2 separate regions of the Homo sapiens genome follow, and region 1 is linked to region 2. Evidence: read pairs that join two places in POLR2A ChIA-PET (ENCODE). Cell type or tissue: PC-9. All regions are shown on one strand. Each heading gives the region's core, and the rest is flanking DNA. Links, peaks and the distances in the headings are about the cores only. Region 1 has its middle 20 kb from the start of EMP1. Region 2 has its middle 13 kb from the start of LINC01559.

Region 1 (8,339 bases), core at 87-8,086, 210 kb after region 2:
TATTAGGAAGAGGAAATTCCCGCCTAATAAATTTTGGTCAGACCGGTTGATCTCAAAACCCTGTCTCCTGATAAGATGTTATCGATGACAATGGTGCCCAAAACTTCATTAGCAATTTTAATTTAGGCCCGGTCCTGTGGTCCTGTGATCTCGCCCTGCCTCCACTTGCCGTGTGATATTCTATTACCTTGTAAAGTACTTGATGTCTGTGACCCACACCTATTAGCATACTCCCTCCCCTTTTGAAAATCCGTAATAAAAACTTGCTGGTTTTTGTGGCTTGTGGGGCATCACGGAACCTACAGACATGTGATGTCTCCCCCAGACGCCTGGCTTTAAAATTTCTCTCTTTTGTACTCTGTCCCTTTATTTCTCAAGCTGGCCAATGCTTAGGGAAAATAGAAAAGAACCTACATGAATATCAGGGCAGGTTCCCCGATAAAGTACCTTCTCAAACTATCTTTGTCTTCACATAGCCTTAGAAGCCCACTGGGTCCCTTCTGTACCTGTCACTGTGACAGCTCCCTATGCTGAGTGGAACTGAGCATACTCTACAAATTCTTATGCCTGCCAGGGCCAGCTGAGGATGCACACTACCCAGACCACTGCAGGAATGACTAGCTCAGATAGCAGACAGGCTCCGCCCCCAGCCTTGCCTTCCCAAGCCAGGGCGGGTGTGTGCCACCTGCACTGCTCACAGGCTGGGCCACGGAGAGATCTTGCATTTCCACCAGCTGCCTCACCCACAGTGTGCACGAGTGTGGTAAGCTGGCTCTGCCTAACACGCCGCCCTCCTGAGCTGGGCTGGCTCCTCAGGGATACCCCGTTTTGAAATCCTGGGGCAGGGACCAGCTCGACCCTAAGAGAATTCCCAAGGCGCCAACTCAGAGGATTAGCTCCCTCTCTGCCACCACCCAAATCAGGCCACAAGTTGCAGCGGTTAGACAATGAAATCATCTTTTCTTCTGGTTTTGGTGGTTACTATTTTTAACTGCATTGAATGCCCAGGAAGAACCTGAGGAGAAGGTAACCAGAGCAGCAAAGACCCATTTCCTGGCTCAGGAGCCCACAGCCCTGGGAGTGTTTCCTGTTTGCCAGAGGAGAGCTGTGTTTGTGTGTTGTGGGGAAAGCTGTTATTCCCTTACAGTTTTAAGGTTTTGCAACACTTTAAGGAAAAAAAAAAAAAGAAATCTTCAGGCTCAGCCCTCGTAGCAATTATTTTTTCTGCTGGGGTGAGGGGGGTTAGTGAGCAGGAGAGAGCAAAAGGAGGAAGAACAGAATGGAAAAGAAGCAAGTGTTAGTGGAACAGGATGTACTTAAAATTCCCCCTGTCTGTTATCCATCCCAAAACTGGCCTCTCCATGGGTGTAGGAGGCTACTGCGACTTCATACATATTTATAGCATTTGGCAGCTCCGTGGAGCACATCGCTTTAACAATGTATTTTAAATGAAGCTAAATGAAACGCGTTCCCAGTTCCTGGGAAAGGATCTTTTTTTTTTTTTTTTTTTTTGATAAACTGTGCTGTGGAGATGCTGCTGGCTGAAGTGTCATGGATAATCACAGTGTGGAGGCTGACGCGAGTCTGGGTAGAAGCCAGATGACCCAGACCAGAATGGGACATCCTGGGAAAGATACAGTCTAGCCTGACCGCTCCCAGATCTCAGAGCCCCAGGGAGCAGGGTGTAGCTCTGAGATCCCACCAGTCTTCTGCCCCACCATGTTTTCCAGTGGCTTTTGGAGAACCTGATCCTTTCCATCCGTAGTAGCCCCAATGCAAAGTAACTTACTACCTCCCAAAGGTCTCCAGGGATCAAGGGTCAGAGCTTATCAGGGGTCAAGTTTTCTGGAATCAGAATGCAAAAGTCAAAAGCCTGAAACCAGTGCTCTGCTTGACACACCGTATTAGTTAATTAAGCTTCTGTGTCTGAAACCTAAAACATATTTATGTTATTTTCCAAATAAAATATAGACCTAATTGAATTTCATTGGCCCACCTGGAAGTCTATAGATACAACTTCTTCACTGGCCCCTCTGTGCTTTGGTTTTCCCATTTGTAAAATAATGATATTAGACTAAGGGCTCTTCCAGCTCAAAAATTCCAAGAGGCAAAAAACACATGTAATATCTCTCCTCCAATTCCATCACCATTTCTTTGCTGAGCCCTGGCTAATAGTTCCTCTGCCCTATGTCCTGTCTTAGGGTCTTTTTCTCCATTCCAAATGTCTCAACACAGGTTCAGTTTTTATGCTTCTCAATGCTAGATTATTAGAGCTGTCCTCTTGCAGATTTCTTTGGTTTCAATTGTTTTTTATGCTAATTGATACCAAATGCAGCTGCTCAGACCAACTAGGTTCAAAGCCCATTTCATATCTGGCTCAGAACCTGTGCATAGCTCCTGATATCTCCACCCGCACTCTCCCCCACCTCGTCAGCACCTGCTGCAGCACAATACAGCCCTGTGGCTCCAATCATGTTCGTTCTTTATCCAGTCATTAATACACCTGAAGACTCTTGCCCTTTGCCTGGACAATATGTTACCACGTGGCTTCCCCTTCTCTCTGAACCAGGCTTTGTTCATGGCTTCTTCCAACCTCAGCCTGGCTACACTGCCAGGACACTGACACCCTTTCCCTTTAGCACTCCCTTCACATTGCTTTCTTTGCCATTTTGATGACCGTCCATGTCCTTCTTTGGTGGCTTCATGCCTGATTCTTCTTCCATCCTAGTGAAATGCTGAAACGTCACAACCTCACCTCCTCTTCTGGGTGACAAGTGCAGTACTTGGCATATTGATGTCCAAAGGATGATCATTAATAATTGAGAAACTTAACTGACCTCAAATTTTCAAATAATTAAAGAGCCACTGGACTTGCTCCACCCCACACCTGTTTTCAGCACTAACTACATGTACCCATTGCAGCAAATATGCATATTGAGGGCTGGGAAAGAAGGCCAGGCTCGTGCGCTGAACCCATCACCTGGCTCCAAGCCAGACTGAAGGAGGCTGAGATCATCAGCTTCTGCTGATGACTTATTCTTCAACTAGTGACCTCTCTTGATTTTTATTCTCATCTCTGCAAATTAGAGGGAAGGTGATTTGACCAAGAAATCCTATGATAAAAGATTCTGCAGAGATGTCATTCTATTTTGGTAAATACGATAGTCTCCGTAGAGTTCATCAGTAAGGCAACTAATATATAATGATAAAGATTCCAAAATGTTGGCTCATATTTCCTGAGTAAGCATTACATACAACCTAAGGAGCGAGAGGTTTTGATCTCCCTTTCCTAATAGTACCCCCATCATAGGCAAAAAATAAATGAATAAATAAATAAATAAAAATTAAAAAATCCAAGAGAAAGATCCTGGGAAGGGTGTTGTCTTATCTTCTTTATTTGTACTAAACAAAGGTTGGAAGACACTTTTCTAAAAATCTGTTTTGAGGGCTCAGAATTTAAACTCTTCCTCTGCAGTCTTTGCAAATCCAATAGCCTTTTTCATGCCAAATGAAAAGTTTCCTGTGCATCCTCCAGAAACGCCATTTCTTGTGACAACTCTTCAGAGCTATATGCGTGACTTCCAGCATTGGGGTCCATCAGAGGACCCACTGGATCCCTTAGGACTGTCTGCAGAGTTTCAGGAACACAGCAAAGATATCCATGGTCACTGTTGGAAGAAATGGCAGCACAGCTGGTGATCATGCTATTGTCTGAACTGCCTCAAATGCTTTATAGACGGATGTGAAATGAGGGTGCAAACATGCACTCAGCCACGCATCTACTCTACGCCTACACAGGCTTGTCCTCTGGTGGTCAAGAGAGGCTGTTCTTCCAAGGTGTCAGGAAGAGGGGGTATGCACAAGAAAACAAACTTGAGGGTAAACGGTCCATGTTTGCCGTTCACTCTCTTGTTACAAGTTCCAGAAGGAAGATCAACACTCAATTGTCTGATAAAATGAGGAACAAATCTAGAACCCTCTTGTATCTCACTCTGATTCCTCCAGCTCTTCATTCTGTCACTCAGAGTCTTCCGGTTCAAGATCCTGCATCTCCAAGAGCGGGGTCATGAACCAGGAAGGAATCTCCTCAGTCAGGTTCAGATACAGCGTTAAATCAATCCACCAAATTCAAAGGGTGGTGGCAGGTTCACATACCTACAGCAAAAGTCATTCTGAGGGAAACGTGTCATTTGGAACCTGAAATCTTCCCTTCAGCATGGAGGGGGTGATTTCCCACCTTTCCAACTATAACACTCTCTTCTGCTTCCTTTCACTTCATTATACCACCTGTGAGACAGACAGGAATTATTATCTTTATTAATAAAGTGAATTAAAATAGATTGCTTTGGACATTTGAGAAATTCTTGAAGTCACAGGGCTCTACTGGGGTAACATGAACCAGAGCTGGAAGTCCATGAAGCACAAACTTTGGAGTCAGACAGACGAGGTTTAATCTGATTTCTAGCTGCAGGGCCTTGGGCAAGGCATTCAGACTCTCTGAGCCTCAGTTTTCTCATCTAAAAAATGGGGACAACACTATATTGGGTTGTTAGTAACAACAAATGTGATACGTGTAAGTTACTTGGCACATAGGCATTCGAGAAATGGTAGATTTAAACTAATATTAGAGGTATAGGTGTCATAGCACACACAAAAAAAACCTTATCCATAAAAAGTTTATTCCTGAGGCATTTTCTTTAGTTTAGATCACCAAAGGATTAGAATTAACACGTGCAGGAGGGTAGAGCTAAGCATAACAGACAGGTGAAAAGAAAGGTAGAGAACAAGTCAACTGAAAGCAACATTCCAAGCGAAATTACACCCTTGGCAGCCAAAGACAAGGGTTGGGTTTTCAGCGTTAGTCACTGCTGAGGATTAATGAGCTGGAGAACACATGGCTGAGATGCCCTCTTAGGCAAGAATTAATCCAGTAGGGTCCTGAGTTGCAGAAGGAGAAATGCCATTTCCCTTCAGTCTGGATAGCCCTGCTCACTCTAGGGAAGCACATGAAGTAAAACGCCATTTCTCCTGACTCTGGGCTGCAAGCTGTGGGGAAAGCCTAGAAACAGAAGGTGGATAATTTTTATGATCCCAATGCTTGGTCAAAATGCAGTAGTGCAGCATTTAGGGTCAAGGTGGGCTAACTGTAACACCAGGCTTTCTGGAATCTTTTTAAAATAATGATGAATGCAACTGACAAGAACAAAATAATACACCATTGCCACAATACAGGCCAAACATAGAAATCTGTCCAATTCAGAGGCAAGAAACACACCACAGTTTTAGTTGGAAGCCAGAATAAAGTGTACACATTTTCTAAACCACATACTGAACTAAACCTAACTTATTTTCCTAAGCCTTAAATCAATTTGAACTGGGTTTAAGTATAAAAATATGTAAAGATGTTTTTGATGCAGGGTGTGTAATTTTATACATATATAAACTGAATTGGGTACTAACTGGAATATCAAAATATGCCTAGAATCAAAACAAACAGCAGCTTGAGAATTCAGTTCTAAATTGATTAAAAACAAAAGGAAATGGGCTGGGTGCGGTGGCTCATGCCTGTAATTCCAGCACTTTGGGAGGCTGAGGCGGGCAGATCACTTGAGGTCAGGAGTTGGAGTTCAAGACCAGCCTGGCCAATGTGGTGAAATCCTGTCTGTACTAAAAATATAAAAAATTAGTCTGCCATGGTGGTGCACGCCTGTAGTCCCAGCTACTCGGGAGGCTGAGGCAGGATAATTGCTTGAACCCAGGAGGCAGAGGTTGCAGTAAATCAACATCACGCCACTGCACTCCAGCCTGGGCAACAGACTGAGACCCCGTCTCAGAAAAAAATAAAATTAAAATTAAAAAATAAAAACAAAAGGAAATAAACTCACAGTTAGTCATTGATTGATGATGATGATGATGATGATACTATACTTCCTGATACTTGATTCTCAGTATAATGACATATGTCCTCCCAGGGTGGACTGGTACTGGGTTTACCCCTGCAATGCTCTCAATACCTTCCAACTGGAAAATCTACCTTCTGACTGGTGTGGCCTTTGAGAAATGTGTTGGGCCCAAGATCACAGGGAGGATTAGGCCCCACATACAAAAACAGAAGACAGCTAATTAACTTTTTCAACTTAGTAATCATCAATTTTATTATTAGCATATTAACCAGGGATTATGCCAGTTTAGGTTTGTGTGTGTGTGTGTGTGTGTGTGTAATCAGTATGTAGACATTATTACATGTGCAAATGTAATAATGTTTTAATAATGTAAATAATTAGCAACTTAAATTAACCTGTTTTGTCAGAATGTATTGTTTAGAGGCTGGGAACTCTTAGGGGAAAATAAAAATATGGATCCTCACCAGCTGAACCAGTACAGAGTGAGTTAACTGTGTTGCTTAAAAATAGAGAAGGTATGGGGAATAAAGATCACTTTCACACTTCCAGAGTGACATGGAAATTGGGACTCAGGGACAGTCTCTAAATGGAAAAGGAGGAAGGTTTGGGAAAGTGGGGAGGTGGGTGGACCTGCACCTGGAGCAGTCCTTTGGCAGATCTTCCTGGAGAAGGTGAAGATGCTGGCAGAGGGAAATAAAGGGTTTAATTCCCTGCAGCCAGGAGTTTGACAATGGCTCAGATTTTCAGAGATGTGACAAACCAAGAGGACTTGGCCACAAGGCCTCAGTTTTCTGTGGTTTCAAATTTACTCATCTGAGAAACATGGGACCTTCTAGCCATTGTAAAGAAACAAACCCAGCGATCCCCGAGAGAATGAGTTGCTGATTCAGAAGCTGAAGAAAGAAAGGACTGTGTGACTCCTGGCTCCTTCCCCTTCCGCATTCTGGGCTCTGTTCTCAGCTCCGCTGAGTAAGTCTCGCCGCCTGTCCTGCTTGATCTGCCTGTAGTCTCAACAGTTCTCAGTGAGGCTCCTCTAAGGGGCTGAATCAGATTTATGCAGGTCTGAGAAGAGTGAGTTCCTGCAGACACAATACCTTCTGAGTTTCTGCTCAGCAGCACAGTTTGAGGTGTGGCCTCTACACATACTGCATACGTAAAATATCAGCCCACCTGGGAATGATTTCTTAGAGTTAGTCTGGCCCCACCTTGAAGAGTTTAACTTGGATTCCATTTGTCTTCCCCCTGTCCTACTTTCCCCTGTGGCTGAGAGAGGATTTTCCATTTCATGTTGCAGACATGTGAGGCATCTCAGTCCCGCTCCATTCGTCCACACATCTGGAAGAGCAATGCTCACATCTGGAGCCCATTCTCAGCTGGAAGATGTCTTTCGACATTCTTTTCTTTGAAACCCAATCCATGTAACCTCTTGTTCAAAAGGGCCTCTGAACTACTGGAATCATTTGCAGAGGCTCAGGAAAAAGTCCTTAATTTCATCCCTACATGGTGGAATTTATGACTCAAACCAAACCCAACATTCTGTTTCTGATTGCTTTTTTTCAATAATGACTCTTTGGAGCTACGTGTTTAAAAGGACAGAATTTCTAGCCTAGGACACATACCAAAGGAAGGTGAAAGCAAGCTGTTCAGTAATCACCAGGGCGAGTCCATTGAAGCTCTGTAAGTTTCAACAACCTAGGTCATTTCTTCATCAATAAAATTGGGATTCGTTGTTTAAAAATAGACACAGGAGTGTGTGAGGATAAGGGAGGTAACATATCTGGACATGCCTTGTCTCATACCTGTGTAGGGTAAGGATAGATGGAGAAAGGGGAAGGGGTTTGTGTCAGGCTGAGACAGTCTCTGCATTTGCTCACTCATCTCTCCGTAAACCCATGAAAGACCCCAACATAGGACTCCATGACGCCCCACTGAGCAGGAGAAAGGAAGAAGTCTCAAGAACACAAGACCGAATCGACAGTATTTGATCAGCATGCATGCAAATTACCCAGTCATTCTGAAAAACTACAGCTTCTGTTTCGGTGGTCTGGGATGGGACTGAGGTCTGCATTCCTAACAAGCTCCCAGAGGCTGTCCATGCTGCGAGTCCCCAGATCATGTTTGGTACTAGAGAAATGGGCCCCAACTCAAAAAATTCAACCTCTGCTAACAAGTGAATTTGTCATTTTGCCGGGTCGACTCTAATTCTCAAGCCCAGCCACTGGACAGAGAGGTGTGGAAGGAAATGAAATTCACATTTCTGAAACGCAGAAAGGCCAATTCATCTCCACCTTTACCCTCTTCTGCCGGAAGGCAGGAGTCACGCCAGCCTCTTGGGTGTGAAGGGAAAACTAACTGCCTTACTTTACCCCATTCCCTACCTTCAAGTATTTCCCTGATTGTGTCAGGTTTATACCTAGTGGAGGGAATGACACAACT
Region 2 (8,339 bases), core at 142-8,141:
GTTGAATCTCTGAATAGACCAATAACAGGCTCTGAAATTGTGGCAATAATCAATAGTTTACCAACCAAAAAGAGTCCAGGACCAGATGGATTCACAGCCGAATTCTACCAGAGGTACAAGGAGGAACTGGTACCATTCCTTCTGAAACTATTCCAATCAATAGAAAAAGAGGGAATCCTCCCTAACTCATTTTATGAGGCCAGCATCATTCTGATACCAAAGCCGGGCAGAGACACAACCAAAAAAGAGAATTTTAGACCAATATCCTTGATGAACATTGATGCAAAAATCCTCAATAAAATACTGGCAAACCGAATCCACCAGCACATCAAAAAGCTTATCCACCATGATCAAGTGGGCTTCATCCCTGGGATGCAAGGCTGGTTCAATATACGCAAATCAATAAATGTAATCCAGCATATAAACAGAACCAAAGACAAAAACCACATGATTATCTCAATAGATGCAGAAAAAGCCTTTGACAAAATTCAACAACCCTTCATGCTAAAAACTCTCAATAAATTAGGTATTGATGGGACGTATTTCAAAATAATAAGAGCTATCTATGACAAACCCACAGCCAATATCATACTGAATGGGCAAAAACTGGAAGCATTCCCTTTGAAAACTGGCACAAGACAGGGATGCCCTCTCTCACCGCTCCTATTCAACATAGTGTTGGAAGTTCTGGCTAGGGCAATCAGGCAGGAGAAGGAAATAAAGGGTATTCAATTAGGAAAAGAGGAAGTCAAATTGTCCCTGTTTGCAGACGACATGATTGTTTATCTAGAAAACCCCATCGTCTCAGCCCAAAATCTCCTTAAGCTGATAAGCAACTTCAGCAAAGTCTCAGGATACAAAATCAATGTACAAAAATCACAAGCATTCTTATACACCAACAACAGACAAACAGAGAGCCAAATCATGAGTGAACTCCCATTCACAATTGCTTCAAAGAGAATAAAATACCTAGGAATCCAACTTACAAGGGATGTGAAGGACCTCTTCAAGGAGAACTACAAACCACTGCTCAAGGAAATAAAAGAGGACACAAACAAATGGAAGAACATTCCATGCTCATGGGTAGGAAGAATCAATATCGTGAAAATGGCCATACTGCCCAAGGTAATTTACAGATTCAATGCCATCCCCATCAAGCTACCAATGACTTTCTTCACAGAATTGGAAAAAACTACTTTAAAGTTCATATGGAACCAAAAAAGAGCCCGCATCGCCAAGTCAATCCTAAGCCAAAAGAAGAAAGCTGGAGGCATCACACTACCTGACTTCAAACTATACTACAAGGCTACAGTAACCAAAACAGCATGGTACTGGTACCAAAACAGAGATATAGATCAATGGAACAGAACAGAGCCCTCAGAAATAATGCCTCATATCTACAACTATCTGATCTTTGACAAACCTGAGAAAAACAAGCAATGGGGAAAGGATTCCCTATTTAATAAATGGTGCTGGGAAAACTGGCTAGCCATATGTAGAAAGCTGAAACTGGATCCCTTCCTTACACCTTATACAAAAATCAATTCAAGATGGATTAAAGATTTAAACGTTAGACCTAAAACCATAAAAAACCCTAGAAGAAAACCTAGGCATTACCATTCAGGACATAGGCGTGGGCAAGGACTTCATGTCCAAAACACCAAAAACAATGGCAACAAAAGCCAAAATTGACAAATGGGATCTAATTAAACTCAAGAGCTTCTGCACAGCAAAAGAAACTACCATCAGAGTGAACAGGCAACCTACAACATGGGAGAAAATTTTCACAACCTACTCATCTGACAAAGGGCTAATATCCAGAATCTACAATGAACTCAAACAAATTTACAAGAAAAAAACAAACAACCCCATCAAAAAGTGGGCGAAGGACATGAACAGACACTTCTCAAAAGAAGACATTTATGCAGCCAAAAAACACATGAAGAAATGCTCATCATCACTGGCCATCAGAGAAATGCAAATCAAAACCACTATGAGATATCATCTCACACCAGTTAGAATGGCAATCATTAAAAAGTCAGGAAACAACAGGTGCTGGAGAGGATGTGGAGAAATAGGAACACTTTTACACTGTTGGTGGGACTGTAAACTAGTTCAACCATTGTGGAAGTCAGTGTGGCGATTCCTCAGGGATCTAGAACTAGAAATACCATTTGACCCAGCCATCCCATTACTGGGTATATACCCAAAGGACTATAAATCATGCTGCTATAAAGACACATGCACACGTATGTTTATTGCGGCACTATTCACAATAGCAAAGACTTGGAACCAACCCAAATGTCCAACAACGATAGACTGGATTAAGAAAATGTGTCACATATACACCATGGAATACTATGCAGCCATAAAAAATGATGAGTTCATGTCCTTTGTAGGGACATGGATGAAATTGGAAATCATCATTCTCAGTAAACTATCGCAAGGACAAAAAACCAAACACCGCATGTTCTCACTCATAGGTGGGAATTGAACAATGAGAACACATGGACACAGGAAGGGGAACATCACACTCTGGGGACTGTTGTGGGGTGGGGGGAGGGGAGAGGGATAGCATTAGGAGATATACCTAATGCTAGATGACGAGTTAATGGGTGCAGCACACCAGCATGGCACATGTATACATATGTAACTAACCTGCACATTGTGCACATGTACCCTAAAACTTAAAGTATAATAAAAATAAACATAAATAAATAAATAAATAAAATAAATCAATTTAAAAAAACAATTAAAAAATCAAAAGAAATCTAACAACATGCTTTGTTTTTCCTAAAATTACCACATCATTGACTTTTAAAATAATAAAACATATTTGTTTCCAAAACTACCTCTTTGGCCAGCCCCCATTTTGTGGAGGCCTATGTGTGTGTCTCCTCGGGCTGCTAGATACCCATCCCTGACAGTAGAGATAGTGGCTGAATGTAGGAGGACATGGCCACATCTTGCCTTGACCCCCTCTCTCCCACCTCCCATGGCTGGCCCTCGAGGAAAAGAGGAGGAGATATTCAAAGTAAAGTGGAGGAGAAAAATAATGCAATGACCATCCAGAAAGGAATGGATGGATTTCTGCTGGCAAAAAAAGGTGGTGAGTGGACTTCACACCTCCATGTGGGCTGATGCGGCAGTGGAGCCCAGGCTCGTGGGAACCATCGGAGCCAGGGCGCGGAGTTGTAATAAGCCAGTGACAGCCGGGAGAGAGTGATTGCTGGGATGAGCACATGGAGGAGATGAAGCCAGGGTCCTACTCATAGTAAATGCTTTTCAGTTTTTATCATAATTAAATGTTTTAAAAATGTTAATGGAATAAATTGAACTTGACTTCCCCATTTTCTCCAGATCCTGCAATTATGCTCAAGGCCTGTCTTGAAAGGATGCCAGAGGGTGATGGATTAACTCTAAAATAAATCAAATTTCCCCTGCTACAGAGTTAGGGCGATACAATAAGTGTTTCATGCTGCCTCTGATGATGGAGGAGTTGCATCGCCTTTTCCCTGGCCATTCCATTCGGCTAGGAATAGCCTGAGGCATAAGCTTACTAATGTAGTGTCATAAACCAAACTCTATCAGAGCAATCACCCTCTGTTGCCACAGCGCAGTGGGTGAAAGGGCCTGGGCAGCATTTCTGCCGAGCTGCCACCTCCTTGCCAAGGCTCCCTCCCTGCAAATATCTAGCTAGCAAGCTCTTGGAAATGAGCTGGGCGTGATGCCAGCCAGACTTCCAGCTTGCCAGCATGGGCGGTGCAGAGGGCCAGGCACCTGCTCCCTCTGCTCTTGCTGGTGGGGCTTTCGTGCAGGGCTTTGCTGACAAGGGGATCTCTGGGAGGGATCCAGGAGGGCCAGCGCTCCAACAGCTCCCAGGACTGAGTCAGCAGCAGAAACTCCCGCCTATGCCTGGAAATACTAAATCCAGGACCTGGGCAGGGAAAGAGGCCAAATGGAGCACTGGGCCTCTCCTTAGGATCACTAAGTGTGGGATCATCTGAGTTTACTGAAAGTGGGAATCTTCCTTCCACCTCCCGAATTTGGGGCAGGCAAGTAGAAATGAATACGGGTTTCCCACACTTAAAATTCCCAATTGACATTCATCCTCCTGTCTTCACACCCTCTATCTTCTTCTAAAAACTTTTCGCTTCCATCCTTCATTCACATTTATGGATAATTTACTGCTATCACTTCCAGAGGCATTTGAATAGGACAGGAATCAAAGCCTTAGGCTATAGGGACAAAGAGTTAATGGTAACGTTTCAGGCAAAGGCCAGGAAAGATTTTTCTAATCATTAAGGCCGTTCAGGAGTTTCTGAAACCAAACTGAGCATAGAGTTTCCTATTCCAGCTACAAATGAGGGCCTTTCTGACAATATCCACATTTGCTATGTGTTCTTTTGACTTTTCTTTGGTTCCATTGTGGTGTTGGGATTAGTCTGAAGCCAGCATTCCATCTCTAGTGAGTTTCCTTTATATGGAGCCCTAACCAGGTCCTCTAGAGCAGCCATCCCCAACCTTTCTGGCAGCAGGTACTGGTTTCACGGAAGACAATTTTTCCACGGACCAGGGTGGTGAGATGGTTTCAGGATGATTCAAGCACATTACATTTATTGTGTACTTTATTTCTATTATTATTACATTGTAATATATAATGAAATAATTATACAACTCATGATAATGTAGAATCAGTGGGAGTCCTGAGCTTATTTTCCTGCAATTAGACAGACCCATCTGGGGGTGATGGGAGACGGTGATAGATCATCAAGCATTAGATTCTCTTTTTTTGTTTTTTTTGTTTTTTTGAGACAGAGTCTTGCTCTGTATGCCCAGGCTGGAACGCAATGGCGCGATCTTGGCTCACTGCAACCTCTGCCTTCCGGGTTCAAGTGATTCTCCTGTCTCAGCCTCCCTAGTAGCTGGGATTATGGGCATGCACCACCACGCCCGGCTATTTTGTATTTTTAGTAGAGACATTTCTCCATGTTGATCAGGCTGGTCTCGAACACCTGATCTCAGGTGATCCACCTGCCTTGGCCTCCCAAAGTGCTGGGATTACAGGCATGAGCCACCGCGCCTGGCCCTAGATGCTCATAAGGAGAGCATAACCTAGATCCCGCACATGCGCAGTTCACAGTAGGGTTCGAGCTCTTATGAGAATCTAATGCCACGCTGATCTGACAAGAGGTGGATCTCAGGTGGTAACGCGAGTGATGGGGAGCAGCGGTCAATACAGATGACACTTCGCTGGCTTGTCTGCTGCTCAACTCCTGCTGTGCAGCCCTGTTCCAATACTGGGGACCACTGGGCTAGAGCTTTCTCACATATATTCTCATTCCATCTGTGAGGATGCTGTGGCAGTCTAAGACAGACTGTAGACATTAAAGCTGTCTCTCTTGTGACTCCTGAAATTACTCATCTCCATTTCTTCCATCTTCCTCTTTGAGAATGTTTTAGGTTATTTTTATTAAACAGCTTCTCACCTCCATTCCAGCCTGTTCCAGAGTCTTAATGTGATGTCCAAAACTAGGAAGTCAAAATTCCTAATGATAGAAGTACACTGTAGAATGGAAGATCACCTCCTCAGTTGCAGACTTTACTTCTATTATTATAACCCATGATCCAAGTAGCATTACAGGAGACCTCACAACACAATTGTATATTTTGTTGATGCAGACTACTAAGCCTTTTCACATGAGCTACTGCTAAGCCACATTCTCTTTCTTATAGCATGCAAAGAGGCACATTTTGTTGAATATTATCTTGTGCAATTCCACTCTTGAATCCAGCCTTTCAAAAATCTATCTGTGTGTGTATAGAGAAAGACAGTTTTACTCAGTTCCTATCTTCTGAAAATCTATATTTCCATTCAAGTCATAGATAAAACATTTGAATAAAGCAGAAGAAAAGGAGAGATTCTAAGCCAGACAACTACAGATCATTTTTCTCCACGTTCATTAAGCAATACCTCTGACGCCCAAATGTTCACCTTGTTACCAATATGCCTATACATCTCTGCATCCAATCCATGTGTTTCTCTTATCCACAACTAGATATCGAGTCCATGTCATTCAGCAGGTGATGTCCACATGTTCCATGTGATATAACTGTTCTTGATTTACCGGTCTAATGTGACCTTGTCAGAGAAAGAACTGTGGTTAGCCTGTTCCAATTTGCCCTCAGCAGATTCATGCTGGATCCAAGTGACCCTAGTGTCTTTTTCTAGATGCTTCTAAACAAAGCCTTCAATAACCTGGTGGAATTTTGACTGTGTTTTAACATTGAGCTCACAGTCTGTAGTTTGTAGAATCTGCCTTTTTGGACACTTTGAAAATCAGAGTCCTGTCTAGTGACAGAGGTTACTGAAAGGACTGGTGCATGCTCCCATCACTCGAAGCTGCTGCCTGTGCTATGGTTAATTGGAGACTGACAGACACATTTCGAGCAGACTGTTGATTGTTTCTTATCCTCTTTACTTTGAAGCCCACTGCCTTTTCCAGCATACGTCTGATCTTTCCTTGGGAGTCAACACTAACTCCAAGTTGTATGTTAGCCTTCAGCTGCTTAAATGAGCCCCCTAAACCCCAACAAGCTTCAGTGAGGCACATGCTATGGGGAAAGGTAAGGTTGTGCCCATCAGTTGTCCTCAGGGGTCCCAGGGCTTACCCCTGGACTTTGGTATGCTTGGTGCAATGGGTGAAAGGCAAAGTGGAATCCCAGAAGCCTGCAGGGTAGCATTTTCCATCCCCTGTGGGAGAGTTCTGCCATCTTCTCTGTCTTGAACCAATGCTCACCTTGGCTCCCTCTTCTGAGGGCTTGAGTTAATGTCCCCAGCAATATCCTTGCTTATTCAGGTCACATGTTAGGAACGTGAACCCCTAAGACGGGAGTGAGGTGGGGCAAAGCTCATGAAATAATGAGGAAAAGATAAAAGGAACTGTTACCCCAGAAACAAACAACTCTTGAACCTTACTAGGTTCGGGCTCAGATGGGGACAATAATACCTGTTCTACCCCCCTCATAGAAAAATGAGTCAATGTTTGTGCACAAGAAAGTGAGGGCTATTATCGGATGGGTGGGGGAGAGTAGGGAGAGTCATTCCTAGAGTTTTAAAGCAATGGAGCAATTATCTTACTGCTTTAGAGAAACAGCTTAGGGAGAAAGAGGCAGAGGACAAAGGAACTCGCCAGTTGCTTCTGCAAAAAACGAAAAAACAGAAAAAAATCTAAATGAGTTCTCCTGCAGGTAGGAAAATCTGTCCCTGTTACTCTTTTCTGCACTTCCGTTTGTGGGACCAACTGGTGTATTTCCTGACCCTTTGTGGTCAGAAGAAACCTTGGGGGCTTGTGTTAAAAGCAGAGGTCCATAGGCAGGGTTTCTCTACCTTGGTGGTACAGTAGAATCACCCAGGGAGCTTTTAAAACTCTGATTCCTAAGCCACACCCAGGCCAATTAAACCAGACTCTCTGGGGCTGAGACCCAGGTATTAGTAATTTTAAAGCTCCCCAGGTGACTTCAGTGTTCAGCCAAGGCTGAGAAGCACTGTTCCTGCATCTCCACCCAACCAAAAGAATCAGGCTCTCCAGGCATAGGGCCTAGAAATTAGTATTTTTCACAAGTGCCCCAGTGATTACAATAATTAAGTAAGCTGAGGAACACAGTCCTTTGAAACCTCTTTCTCCTTTTAAGGCTGCTCACCCTTTGTTTCATTTGCCAAAAAATAGGGGTAGAAAGGGCTGAGTGCCTCTCTCTACATATTGGGAGGGGCTGTGACGACTGTGGCTGATGGACGCCTCTGGAATTCTGTAAGGGTAATTACTTGGGAGTCTGACAAACTGACAAATGAAGCAATTTCCATTTCAAACAGAAAATGGAGAGAGATCAGATGCATTTCCTGGCTACTGGAGTAGGCAGCACAATTACAGCTGCTCCAAGGACCAAACCATTGGCCTATCCCTGAGAATTGCAGGGCCTGGGGAGAAGGAACAAGGAAGGTTGTAGGCCCGTGGCCCACACTTCTCTTCCTGCCCCCATGGTCCACCCTATACCATGCAGGGCCACAGACATGTGGCTGTGGTTTTAAAGCCAGGGAGTCATTATCTTACCATTTTAAGTGACACCCCGGCCCTCAAACAGCCATGTCTCCAGCCCAGATGCACACTCCAGTAGCACGGTCTACCATTGAGAGGACACACCCCTGAAAGAGGTCAGCAAAAGCTCTGGAATGGGTATGAGACCATTTGAGCCACAAATTCTGGGTCTTGGGTATACAACATGACAGAGCACGGTGGTCTAGAAAAGGGTGGTAGGTGTTGGCTCCAGGTGGGAACATC

The links. ChIA-PET counts read pairs that join two places held together with the same protein. Peaks named below come from ENCODE experiments on the same cell type or tissue, not always from the same donor. Only the 100,000 strongest peaks of a DNase experiment are listed, where the experiment ranks them.
Region 1: POLR2A ChIA-PET joins it to region 2 with 7 read pairs; 2 of 35 experiments call an interaction of 5 or more read pairs at or near these places.

What each region holds. Positions count from the first base shown.
Region 1 is chr12:13,172,239-13,180,577 of GRCh38, reverse strand. No RefSeq gene overlaps it. Among named protein-coding and RNA genes, the nearest start is that of EMP1, 20 kb to the left of the region's middle. RefSeq lists enhancers at 6,816-6,865, 8,071-8,120. In PC-9, for the core only: CTCF peaks have their summits at 4,198, 4,404, 6,096 and 6,482; DNase peaks (open chromatin) are centred at 697, 847, 4,847, 6,877 and 1 weaker place; H3K4me3 peaks cover 2,472 bases; H3K27ac peaks cover 7,752 bases.
Region 2 is chr12:13,385,976-13,394,314 of GRCh38, reverse strand. No RefSeq gene overlaps it. Among named protein-coding and RNA genes, the nearest start is that of LINC01559, 13 kb to the right of the region's middle. In PC-9, for the core only: no CTCF peak of the experiment used is centred there; DNase peaks (open chromatin) are centred at 3,644, 7,034 and 7,474; H3K4me3 peaks cover 1,072 bases; H3K27ac peaks cover 4,935 bases.